Regions from separate parts of the Homo sapiens genome. Here region 2 is linked to region 1. Evidence: read pairs that join two places in POLR2A ChIA-PET (ENCODE). Cell type or tissue: PC-9. All regions are shown on one strand. Each heading gives the region's core, and the rest is flanking DNA. Links, peaks and the distances in the headings are about the cores only.

What was found. Peaks named below come from ENCODE experiments on the same cell type or tissue, not always from the same donor. Only the 100,000 strongest peaks of a DNase experiment are listed, where the experiment ranks them.
Region 2: POLR2A ChIA-PET joins it to region 1 with 22 read pairs; 1 of 35 experiments calls an interaction of 5 or more read pairs at or near these places.

The regions. Positions count from the first base shown.
Region 1 is chr20:63,229,201-63,234,449 of GRCh38, forward strand. No RefSeq gene overlaps it. Among named protein-coding and RNA genes, the nearest start is that of BIRC7, 4.1 kb to the right of the region's middle. RefSeq lists enhancers at 1,700-2,469, 2,543-3,742 and a silencer at 4,506-4,701. In PC-9, for the core only: no CTCF peak of the experiment used is centred there; a DNase peak (open chromatin) is centred at 3,281; H3K4me3 peaks cover 1,410 bases; H3K27ac peaks cover 2,659 bases.
Region 2 is chr20:63,016,371-63,021,852 of GRCh38, forward strand. No RefSeq gene overlaps it. Among named protein-coding and RNA genes, the nearest start is that of BHLHE23, 12 kb to the left of the region's middle. RefSeq lists an enhancer at 403-1,370. In PC-9, for the core only: no CTCF peak of the experiment used is centred there; a DNase peak (open chromatin) is centred at 3,221; H3K27me3 peaks cover 4,771 bases.

The DNA of each region.
Region 1 (5,249 bases), core at 250-5,249:
CACCATGGAGAAGCGCAGTCACCTTCCACCCCTTCCCTGAAACCTCAGAAAAGAGGGCAGCAGCAATGCAGCCTTACCTGGACGGACCTGTGCCCCAGATAATGTCTCCTCTGGAGGTCATTCGAATTCCAAAGGGAATCACTTACAAGTTAGTTCCTGTCTCTGGAGTCCCTCCCTTCTCCCCGAAGATCACTCATGCCCCATCAAAAGAACCGTCCACACTCCCCGTCTCCCCTCCCTGATGAAGAAGGGTACAGGAGCACTGGCCTCCCGGCAGGTTCTCAGGCCATCGCCCTCCTGCGGCCCCACCCCACGCGTGGGGATCATGTCTCCCCCGGCAGCGGCTGCCGCTGCCTCCCTGGACAGGCTTCCTGGCCCTCCATCTCCGCTCTCAGCCAACTCATTGTGCCCCTCTCTGAGCCTCGGTTTCCTCACCTCTGAAATAAGCTCTGTGCCCATCTCGAAGGGTAACTGAGGAGATCAGTGAGGGAATGTGGGTGATGGCCTTAGCATAGGGCTTGGCACACTGTCCTGGTTGGGACCCTCCCAGTGAATCCCAAAGCAAGCTGACATCTAGCTGTCAGAGAGGAGACCATTCCTTATATTGTCTTATACTTAATTTCTTGTTTGCTGAAAAAGTAGAAGTTAGAATTGGCAGAAGTGAAAAATCACAGACAACTGGGGACCACATTTCAGACCTGGTGTTAAAATTCAACCTCTGACCTCAGGGCTTGTGCTATCTATGGATTCAGACATTGTGTAAAAAAGCATCATGAAACTCCCTGTTCTGTTCTGTTTCGTTCTGATCATTGGTGCATGCAGCCCCCAGTCACATACCCCTTGCTTGCTCAATAGATCACGACCCCCGCCCCCACAGCCCCTTTAGAGTTGTGAGCCCTTAAAAGGGACAGGAATCACTTATTCGGAGAGCTCGGTTTCTAGGACGTGAGTCTGCCGACGATCCCAGCTGAATAAAGCTCTTTCCTTCCACAATCCAGTGTCTGAGGAATTTTGTCTATGACTCCTCCTGCTACAGCTGGAGGGAAACTCTCTTCCTTCCTAGCCCCAGTTGTCTCTTTGTAACTATGATAGTTTGCTGCCGATGGACACGGCAAGTCTGTATGCTGAGATGCTGGGTTGCAGCAAAGAAGGGGTTAATCATAGGGTCACTAAAGAAGTTGCTGGGAGGGAACCTCAAATCCATCTCCCAGAGGAATCTGGGGCTGGGGTTTGTTGTTGTTGTTGTTTGGTGTCTGTTTGGTGTTTGTTTGTTTGTTTTTTGAGACAGTCCCACGCTGGAATTCAAGGGCACAATCATAGTGAAATGGCAAAGATTTCCTTGTCCCCTTGCAGGGCCTGCGATGGGGACTGGCTCGCTTCTTTGGGGCCCCGCTGCTCAAACCCCTAGGGGAGCATATAGATGGGCAGGGAGCCCCACGGCAGCTTCTAGGGGTGAATGTTTACAGCTGAACCTCCAGTGGGCATGTGCTACAGGGCACTCTCTTAGTTTAGCCGTCCGTAGGTGGCTTGTGTTAACCAGCTCAGTTAGGCCTCTGCCTTACCGCAAGGACAGAGGGCTTTCTGTATCCCAGGGTTCTTGCTGTGCCGGAAGAATCAGATCACACATGGGCTTGGAGAATGAGTGCAAAGTTTGATTGAGTGGAAGTAGCTCTCGGCAGATGGGGGAGCCAGAAGGGAGATGGCTTTCCCCTGGAATCAGGCCGCTCAGCAGCCGGGGCTCTCCTCCAACCATCCCAACCAAACTCTGCATCGTTCCACTAGCTGATCGCCTGCCGGAGTCTCAGTGTGCTCTTCTGCCGGCGTGCTCCCCCTGATGGCCTCTCGACGTCCAGCCGCTTGTGTGTTCTGCCAATGGGCTCCTCTCCGTGTCCAGGGCTTAGGTGCCTGCCCGCTAGGTCTCAGGGTTTCTATAGGCACCAGATGGGGGCGTGGCAGGGCAGGGTGGTCTTGGGAAATGCAACATTTGGACATGAAGGCAGGGTGTGTCTATCCTCACCTAGGTCCGTGGGCACAGGCCTGTGCGTGGAGCCCTAGCCAGGGACCATGCCCTCCTCTAGCCAGCACTTCCCTGCCCACCACTCCTGCAGCCTTCAACTCCTGGGCTCGCATAATCCTGCTGCCTCAGCCTCCTGAGTAGCTGGGACCACAGTTGTGCACCACCATGCCCAGCTATGTTTTTAAAATTTTTTTGTGGAGATGGAGCCTCGCTATGTTGTCCAGGCTGGTCTTGCACTCCTGGGTTCAAGCAGTCCTCCTGCCTTGAGGCTGGGGTTTTCCAGAGTTTTGGAGTGGGCCAAATGTGCAGATGGTTGATTAGTAGAAGGTTGCAGGGTGAAGCCACAGGACAGAGTGAAGAAGCTGTTCTCATGTGGATCCCATCCCTCCATGAGGGTCTTCAAACTGGTTGCTGGAATTTGGGGTCTGAAAAACATCTTAAGGAATCAACAAAAGCCTCATGACTGTAATATCAGGGATCGCATCTGTGGGAACACAGTGGTCACGACCGAGGGCAACGTGGTGATGTTTAGCAGCGAGAAAGCGGGCCACCGTGCAGTCTGATTAATGCTTAATTATAATAATATTTCTGTCCAGAACCCGACATGCAATTCTTGTCAGCCCTGTGGAGACAGTTTTGTTACAGGAAAGGGGTCCGGATCCAGACCCCAAGAGAGGGTTCTTGGATCTCCTGCAAGAAAGAATTCAGGGTGAGTCTGTAAAGTGAAAGCAAGTTTCTTAGGAAAGTAAAGGAATCAAGAATGGCTACTCCATAGTCAGAGTAGCCCTGAGGGCTGCTGGTTGCCCACTTTTTTGGTTATCTCTTGATGATACGCTAAACAAGGGGTGGATTATTCATGCCTCCCCTTTTTAGACCATCTAGGGTAACTTCCTGATGTTGCTATGGCATTTGTAAACTGTCCTGGCGCTGGTGGAGAGTGAGGACGTCCAGAGGTCACTCTCGTGACCATCCTGGTTTTGGTGGGTTTTTGTCGGCTTCTTTGCCACGACCTGTTTTATCAGCAAGGTCTTTGTGACCTGTATTTTGTGCTGACCTCCTGTCTCATCCTGCGACTTAAAATGCCTTCACCGTCTGGGAATGCAGCCCGGTGGGTCTCAGCCTCATTTTACCATTTTACCCAGCTCCCGTTCAACACGGAGCTGCTCTGGTTCACATGCCTCTGACGGTTTCACCTTCTGCTCAGAGCATTTGGACCTCCACAGGCTCTGACTCAGCCCTCTTATCCCAGGCTGATCCCATCCCCGTCTAAAAATCCCACTAACTTCCTTCTGAGAAAGTTGAGAGTCTTGTTTATACTAAAGTGTTAATGACTCACAAAGCATTCCCAGAGGAAAAGTTAACAGGAGGAGACTGTGAGGCTCTGGCGGTGAAAGGTCAGGCATGAGCCCTGGGGGAGATGTTTTCTTCTCTGGAGGCCCCTCCTGAGACCCCCCATCTCTGCACAGGAAGACGAACCCTGTGCCCAGCGGGTCCACCTATCTGCCCACGTGGCCCCAACCCCAGGCTTCATGGAGTAGAGCAGGGCTCATTCGTGTGGCACCCACACGCAGTTTCAGGGCGTGGACTTTCCCGGATGGCTGGGTGGCTTTGGGGGAGGTGTGAGCTGTTGGTGGAGAATGCTGAGCCCGGCCCTGACGACGGTCCTCTTTTCCTGCCTTAATAGGCTAGTCCCCATCACTGTGGGGGGCAATTTGGGGATATTCTCCTCCAACTCCTGCTGGTTCTGAATCTTGCAGGGAGCTGCAAATCCCAGTCACTGTGGGGTCTTGGGGCTTCTAGGAGTCCCTGCTGGGCCCAGGGCTTTTTTCTCACTGACCTGGAGGCCTCTCCCCACGGCTCCCCATCTGACATCTTCTCAGCTGGGAGACTTAATTGTAAAGACTCACAGGGATCCAGGGGGCATCACAGGGGGCCCTCCTAGGTACTGACAGATGTTTATTCATTTTGAAAAATGGGCAAATAGCAAATAAAGATGTTTAGGGTATGTTTGGAAGAAAACAGCAAAATAGTAACAGCAGTGCTTACCGCTCAGCGGGGAGAAGGCATATGGGTTTTCCCAGCTTTTATTTGGAAATCATTGTAGATGCAGAATTGCAAAGAAGCCTAGAGGTGTCCATGCACCCTGCCCCACCCCACGGTATCATCCTGCAAAGCTGCAGGGCAACTGCCAAATCCAGACACACACGCCCCGGTGCCCACAGGGATGGCTCAGACATCGAACTTCGCTTTCTTTATACTCCCAGTATTCCCGACACTTCTGGAATAGGCACATGACCATTATTTTTAGCTCCTTATTTCTTTTTATTTAATTAAATAAGCAACATATGGATAGTCCTTGTTTTGAGAATTTTGGGCCGGCCGCACACGGCAAAGCAGCTGAGCGCCCCTCAGCAGCTCCCTGCACAGTTACGCACTGGGATGGCACTGCGATGCGTGTGGAGAAACACCTGCTGGGTTTGGAGGTGCACAGGACCTCGGGGCGATCCCACCGGAGGAGCGGGGCTCGGCTTATGGCCCAGCTAACCCCAACTCCCCAGTGGGCCCCAGGGCCTTTCCTTCCACTTCCAGGAGTGACACCAACCTTGTCTCCTCTCCGAGCCCCAAGCAGTGGGAAGAGAGGGTCCCATAACAGGCCATGGCAGCGGCCTCTGCTGCCTGCCCACCTCAGAGGGTCCCCAGCTTGAGAGTTCAGAGCAAACCTGGGTGCTGCATGTGTCTCTCCCCTGGAAGAAGCAGGCTGGAGACAGTGGCCCCTCTTCCCACCTCCCCGGTGCACTGCGGGCAGACTGGGAACCAGGCAGCAAATCCACCCAGCTTGAGGCCCACGTCCTCCTGAAAGGGCCCCAGGCCCACACCCGGGGTTTTGCTGAAGTGACCAAAGGTAACCGCTGTGCTGAGGGGGCGGTGGAGGACAGGGAGGGGGCGAAGGCGAGGTGGGCGCTGGAGGACGTGGGGGTGAAGGCGAGGTGGTCGCTGGAGGACAGGGAGGGGGCGAAGGTGTGGTGGACGCTGGAGGACAGAGAGGGGGCAAAGGCGAGGTGGGCGCTGGAGGACAGAGAGGGGGTGAAGGCGAGGTGGGCACTGGAGGACAGAGAGGGGGCGAAGGCGAGGTGGGCACTGGAGGACAGAGAGGGGGCGAAGGCGAGGTACCCTGAGATCATCCCAGAAAACACACTGGGAAGTTCTACCTTGTGTCTAGCCTAACTCCTTT
Region 2 (5,482 bases), core at 236-5,235, 210 kb before region 1:
ACACGGCCACCCCGACCCTTCTCTAGTCCTGCACCCAGAGTTGTGACTGTAAAGTGGGGGTTGTTTTAAGCCACCAAGCTCTGGGGTAGTTTGCTCCAGGCAGCAGGTGACTGAGACACTGCCCTGTGGGACTCCCCATTTCTGCACTCGCTCCCCTGTATGGGGGCTCCTGGATCATGCCAGGGTCACGTCTGATAAACCCAATGTTAGTTGAAAGCCTCCAGATGAAAGGCACTCAGTGCACTCCGCCTCCTGAATATCATTGTTCGGCCTCCCGGCCTTCACCATGTGCAGACGCTGACGTCAGCACATTCGACAAAGTCCCCAATTCCCTTGCTCTGTTTCTAAGGCCCCGCCACCCCCACGCTGTGGCTGCGCTTCCTTGTCCTCATCCTTGTCCACCTGTGTTCTTTCCAGGTGCCCTGAGTGGACTGGAGGGGCACAGGGCAGCCTGGCACCTGCTGAGCCCTTGCTGGGGCCATGCTGTCCTGAGCCCCTGCTGAGCACCTTATGGGGACATGAGTGGGGGCTCAGTCTGGGAAGGAGGAGGGGAGGCCTGGGGAGATGGTCTGACTAGCTCTGCCCAGCCCCTCGGTGCTGTCTGGGGACAGGCTGGGGTCCAGGGCCTCCCCAGATGATGGGACCAGTGTCTCCAGGGCTCTGCAGGCTGGTCGGGGCGGCTGACCTGGGCATTTCTTCTTCTGGCTGCCGGGAGGCAGCAAGGCCCCAGGTTTGCATCTCAGTGGCCAAGTCTGGGCGAGGCTTTTCGGGGAGCAGGGGTGCAGCGGCCAAGTGTGTCTTTGGCCACTCTGGGGCCACATCAACGGGTCCTGGGGTCCCTGAAGCACCCGGGAGGCAGCCAGGAGGGCGCCAGTGCTGGGCTGTGCAGGGTGGGCCTGAAGAAGGGGGTGGTGCCTGGCGGTGATGGAGTGGGCCCGTCCCATCCCCCAGGCCGGCAGCCCTGCCTCAGGAGAGCCCTCAGTGGGCTGCAGAGGGGCCTCCCACGGTGAGAGAGGACGGGGAGGGACTGGAGTGTGGTTCATGTGGTGGCCTGCTGGTGCAGGGCTGGGCTCCATGTTGGCAGGGCTTGCGGGGGCGGTGCTGGGCTTCACAGTGGCAGGACTTGCAGAGGGGGCCTGGGCTCCATGGTGGCAGGGCTGGTGCAGGGCTGGGCTCCACAGTGGCAGGGCTGGGGGGTCTGTGCCCACAAGGCCACATCAGGCACAGGGGACCAGCCCCCAGGACAGAGGTCAAGGCCTGGATTTTGTGGCCCAACCTGGACCCCTAACTCTCTCCTTGCCCCACAGTGAGTAAACCGAGGTGCAGTCATGGCGCCTGCCTCCTGCCGTGTGTTTAGGTGAATGAGGTCAGGCCGGGTACTCACCTGTGCATCCCCGCTGCTGGGACCACAGCAGGTGCACCCACGGACCCCAGCCCCACTCCGACCGCCTGTGTCCTCACCCTCTGCGGGCTGACCCTTTCCCCCTCTGGCCAGTGGAGGTGGGAAGGCTCTGAGGGCCCCTGAGCCCAGGTTCCCTCTCTGTGGCCCTTAGCCCTGGCCACAGCACTCGGAACTTCTAACCGAGCCCTGCCGCCATAGCACACGGTCCGTGGTGCAGTCACCTGACACTGCACCAGGGCGTGATGTCCACAGGCAGGCCATGCCCCGGCTCCACACAGCGGCCCCGGACTGGAGTGCCCCCCGCAGAGACAGCGGGCAGGAGGCCGTCCTTCGGGGCCACCACTGTGACCATGAGATGCCCAGCCCTAGAGGGTCAAGGGTCCGTCTGAGCTGCCCGAGAGGTCCTCTGGGCTGAGCAGGGAGTGCACAGGTGGTGGCCGACGCCTGCTGCTGAGAGCGCAGCTCTGCGGTGTTGATGTGGAAGCAGCTGAGCCCTGGGGCATGGGCTCCACCAGGGCCCTCACGGCCTGCGAGACTCAGGGCTGGGGACTGGGTGCTGCCATGTGGTGGCCCTGCTGTCAGCTGCAGTCCCCAGCTCTGACCTGCAGAGTCTCACTGTCTCCTTTCGGCGTTTGCGGAGTTGGTGCGTGTGCCCTGGCCGTGCTCGGCAAGGGTTCCTCCCGGATAAGGTGGAACCCGATTTGGGGTGCGCTGGTATCACTGTCGCAATGATGCAGTGTCGTCCCGTCTGGGAACAAGGCATCTTGCCATTTATTTAGGTCTTGAATTTTTCTCTTCAATGCCTTGTGGTTTCAGAATGCGGCTTTTCCACAGAGTTTGTGAGATTTTCCTATTTGTCCCACCTGTTCTTGCTGCCTCTTCTCTTGTATCGTTTGGGACTAACGGACCTTTCACATGACTCTGTGCTTACTGTCACTACCCGCTTGTTTGATACTCCCTTCCTTCCTTCCTTCCTTTCTTTCTTTTACTTTCTTTGTCTCTTTGTTTCTTTTTCTTTTCACAGTCTTGCTCTGTCACTCAGGCTGGAGTGCAGTGGTGCAATCTCGGCTCACTGCAACCTCTGCCTTCTGGGTTAAAGCAATTCTCCTGCCTCAGCCTCCCGAGTAGCTGGGATTACAGGCATGAGCCACCATGCCCGGCTAATTTTTGTATTTTTAGTAGAGACGGCGTTTTGCCATGTTGGCCAGGCTGGTCTCAAACTCCCGACCTCAGGTGATCTGCCCGCCTCGGCCTCCCAAAGTGCTGGGTTTACAGGTGTGAGCCACCGCACCTGGCCCTTTGGCTTACGTCTTAGTGGCCACCCTCTTCAGTAGGTAGGCTTCTGGTACGTGCTTCCAGATCACCAAGGCGTAGCTCTAAAGAGCACCATGAGTTCATAACAGCATAAGATCCGCTCGCCGCCCACCCGCTCGCCACCCACCCGCTCGCCACTCACCCGCCCGCCCACCCGCCTGCTTGCCCTTTGTACTATCGTTGTCAGACGTTTTACTAAATCCACATATGTTATAAACCCCACAGTGTATTATGAATACGTTTGCTTTAACAGGCGATTATCTTTCAAAATTTGAAAAGTAATAAAAACAGCATTTTTTTTTTTAAAGAGACAGCTCTCACCGTGTTGCCCAGCCTAAACTGAACTCCTGGGCTCAAGTGATCCTCCCACCTCGGCCTCCCAAAGTGCTGGGATTACAGGCGTGAGCAAACACGCCCAGCCAGAAAAACAGCATTTTTATCATCCACATATTTTCCCTATCTAGCCACTTTCTTTGTCTGTGTAGACTCATCTGGTGTCATTTTCCTTCTGCCTGAATAACTTTGATGTTTCTTGTACCGCACGTCTGCTGGTGATAAATTCTCTCGGCCTTTTGTTGAAAAAAATCTTTATTTGCCTACATTTGTGAGGATATTTTTCCCGATGTAGAGTTTTAGCTTGACAGGTATTCTCTTCTTTCAGTCCTTTAAATGTGCTAACGCGTCGTCTGTCTCCCAGCTCACGACGTTTCACACGATGTCGGCTGTAATTCCTGTCTCTCTATGTAACATGCCTGTTTTCTTTGACTGCTTTTAAGATTTTTCTGTGTCACTGGTTTTCTACAGTTTTATTACAATGGCCGTGCCGTGGTTTCTTTCTGTTTATTCTGCTTGGAGTTCATGGAGCTTGTCTAGATTTTTGTCCAATTGAAAAACTTTATTAAACATTTTTTCTTGATCCCTCCACCACATTAGCTGTGTGCAGCATATTGTGGATTTTTTTTTTTTTTTTTGAGATGGAGTTTTGCTCTGTCTCCCAAGCTGGGATGCAGTGGTGCGATCTCAGCTCACTGCAGCCTTCACCTCCCGGGTTCAGTGATTCTCCTGCCTCAGCCTCTTGAGTAGCTGGGGCTACAGGCACTGCCACTAGGCCTGGCTAATTTTTTTGTAGTTTTGGTAGAGATGGGGTTTTGCCATGTTGGCCAGCCTGATCTCGAACTCCTGACCTCAATTGATCTGCCCGCCTTGGCCTCCCCAGATGCTGGGATTACGGGCATGAGGCAGCACGCCCAGCCATTGGTCTTCCAGTCTTTTTTCCCTCACTGGGCTTCATTTTGAATATTTGCTATTGCTATGTCTTCACATTCCTTAAAAAATGTCATTGGATGTTATTCCTGTCCATCGTGTTTCATTTCCGATGTATTTTTCGCCTCTGAAATTGCGTTTAGGTTCCTAAAGATCTGTCATTGCACTCTTCAGCACGCTTATGTTTTCCTCTGTGTCCTTGAAAATGTGGGCCCTAGTTGTGACTGCGGCTTTAATGTCCTTGTCTGCTGATGCCATCGCCGCCGTCCTTTCTGGGTCTGTTTCTGTTGATTCTTTTTTCTCCTGATCCTGGGTCATACTTCCCCCTTTGTTGCATCCTTGGTAATTTTTGGCTGCACGCTTCCTTGTGAGTGCTACATTGTTAGGTGCCAGGTTTTGTTGTAACCCTTTAGAGAGTGTTGGGCTTAGTCCTGGTATGTGGTGAAGCTGCTGGGAACCCGATGACCCTTTCCAGGCTGGCCTTGGGTGCTGGCAGGCCGGATGCAGGTTATCTCAGCGCCGTAGCAGTTCCCTTTGGAGGGCTCTCCCGGTGACGCTCCCTCCCTGTGGGGATGCAGCTTATTCCTGGCCTGTGTGAGTTCCAGGTGCTGTCCCTGTTCCATTCCCCAGGGCTTTCTCCCATCTTGCAGTCTCATCCCAGGCACGTGCAAGTTGGTACCTTTCTAAGGCTTTCGGGGAGCCCTCTGTGGACCTCGGTGCTCCCTCTCTGTGCAGCCCTCTGTCTCTGGTCTTCTGCCCCGTGGCTATGCCTTCTGTCTCCTCAGCTCAGAGAGATGTCTGGGTTCTGTTTGCAGCCCCTTCTGAGTCGCAGCATGGGAGCTGTCTTCAGGTGGTGAGCCGGGCAAGTGTGGGTGCCCCTCACTTGCTCTCTCAGGGGTCATGGTCCTGCACTCCAGACCCCGAGTCTGAAGGCTGCTGTCCACGTGTGTTGTCGGTTTCTAGTTGTTTATAGGGGAGGGGCCCTTTCCTAGACGGGCACCGGAGTCTGGCTGCTTCTGTCCCTGTTCTCTCCACTGGCCGGGGACCATGAGAGGCTCTGGTGGGGCCGGTGATGTTTATTGAGTGGTGACGTTTATTGAGCAGTGGAGGGGACCGGCTCTGTAAAGCCTCAGCTCTGTGCAAGCACTCAGCGGCCTCCTTCCCTCCTGTCCTACAGACGGGGACCTGCGCCTGGAGAGCACTCTGCCCGCTGAGGCAGAGCCCGAGTATGTGCTGCCGTCTGTCTGTCTGCAGAGCTTGGGAGCTGGTGTGTGAGGGGGGGTGTCCAGAGTCCTGGGCGGTGGGTGCTGGGTTCTCCTACTGTGGGAAGACCTCAGGGCACCAAGCGTGGGGCTCCCTGATGTCCACGTGGGCCCTGCCCATCCCCCCCATCACTGAGTGCAGAGTCTCCCTCTGGGTTCCCGGATGGTTCCAGACGATGTGGGTGCAGGCGGTAGGTCTCTCTGCAGTGTGGATGGGTCCAGACGACGTGGGTGCAGGTGG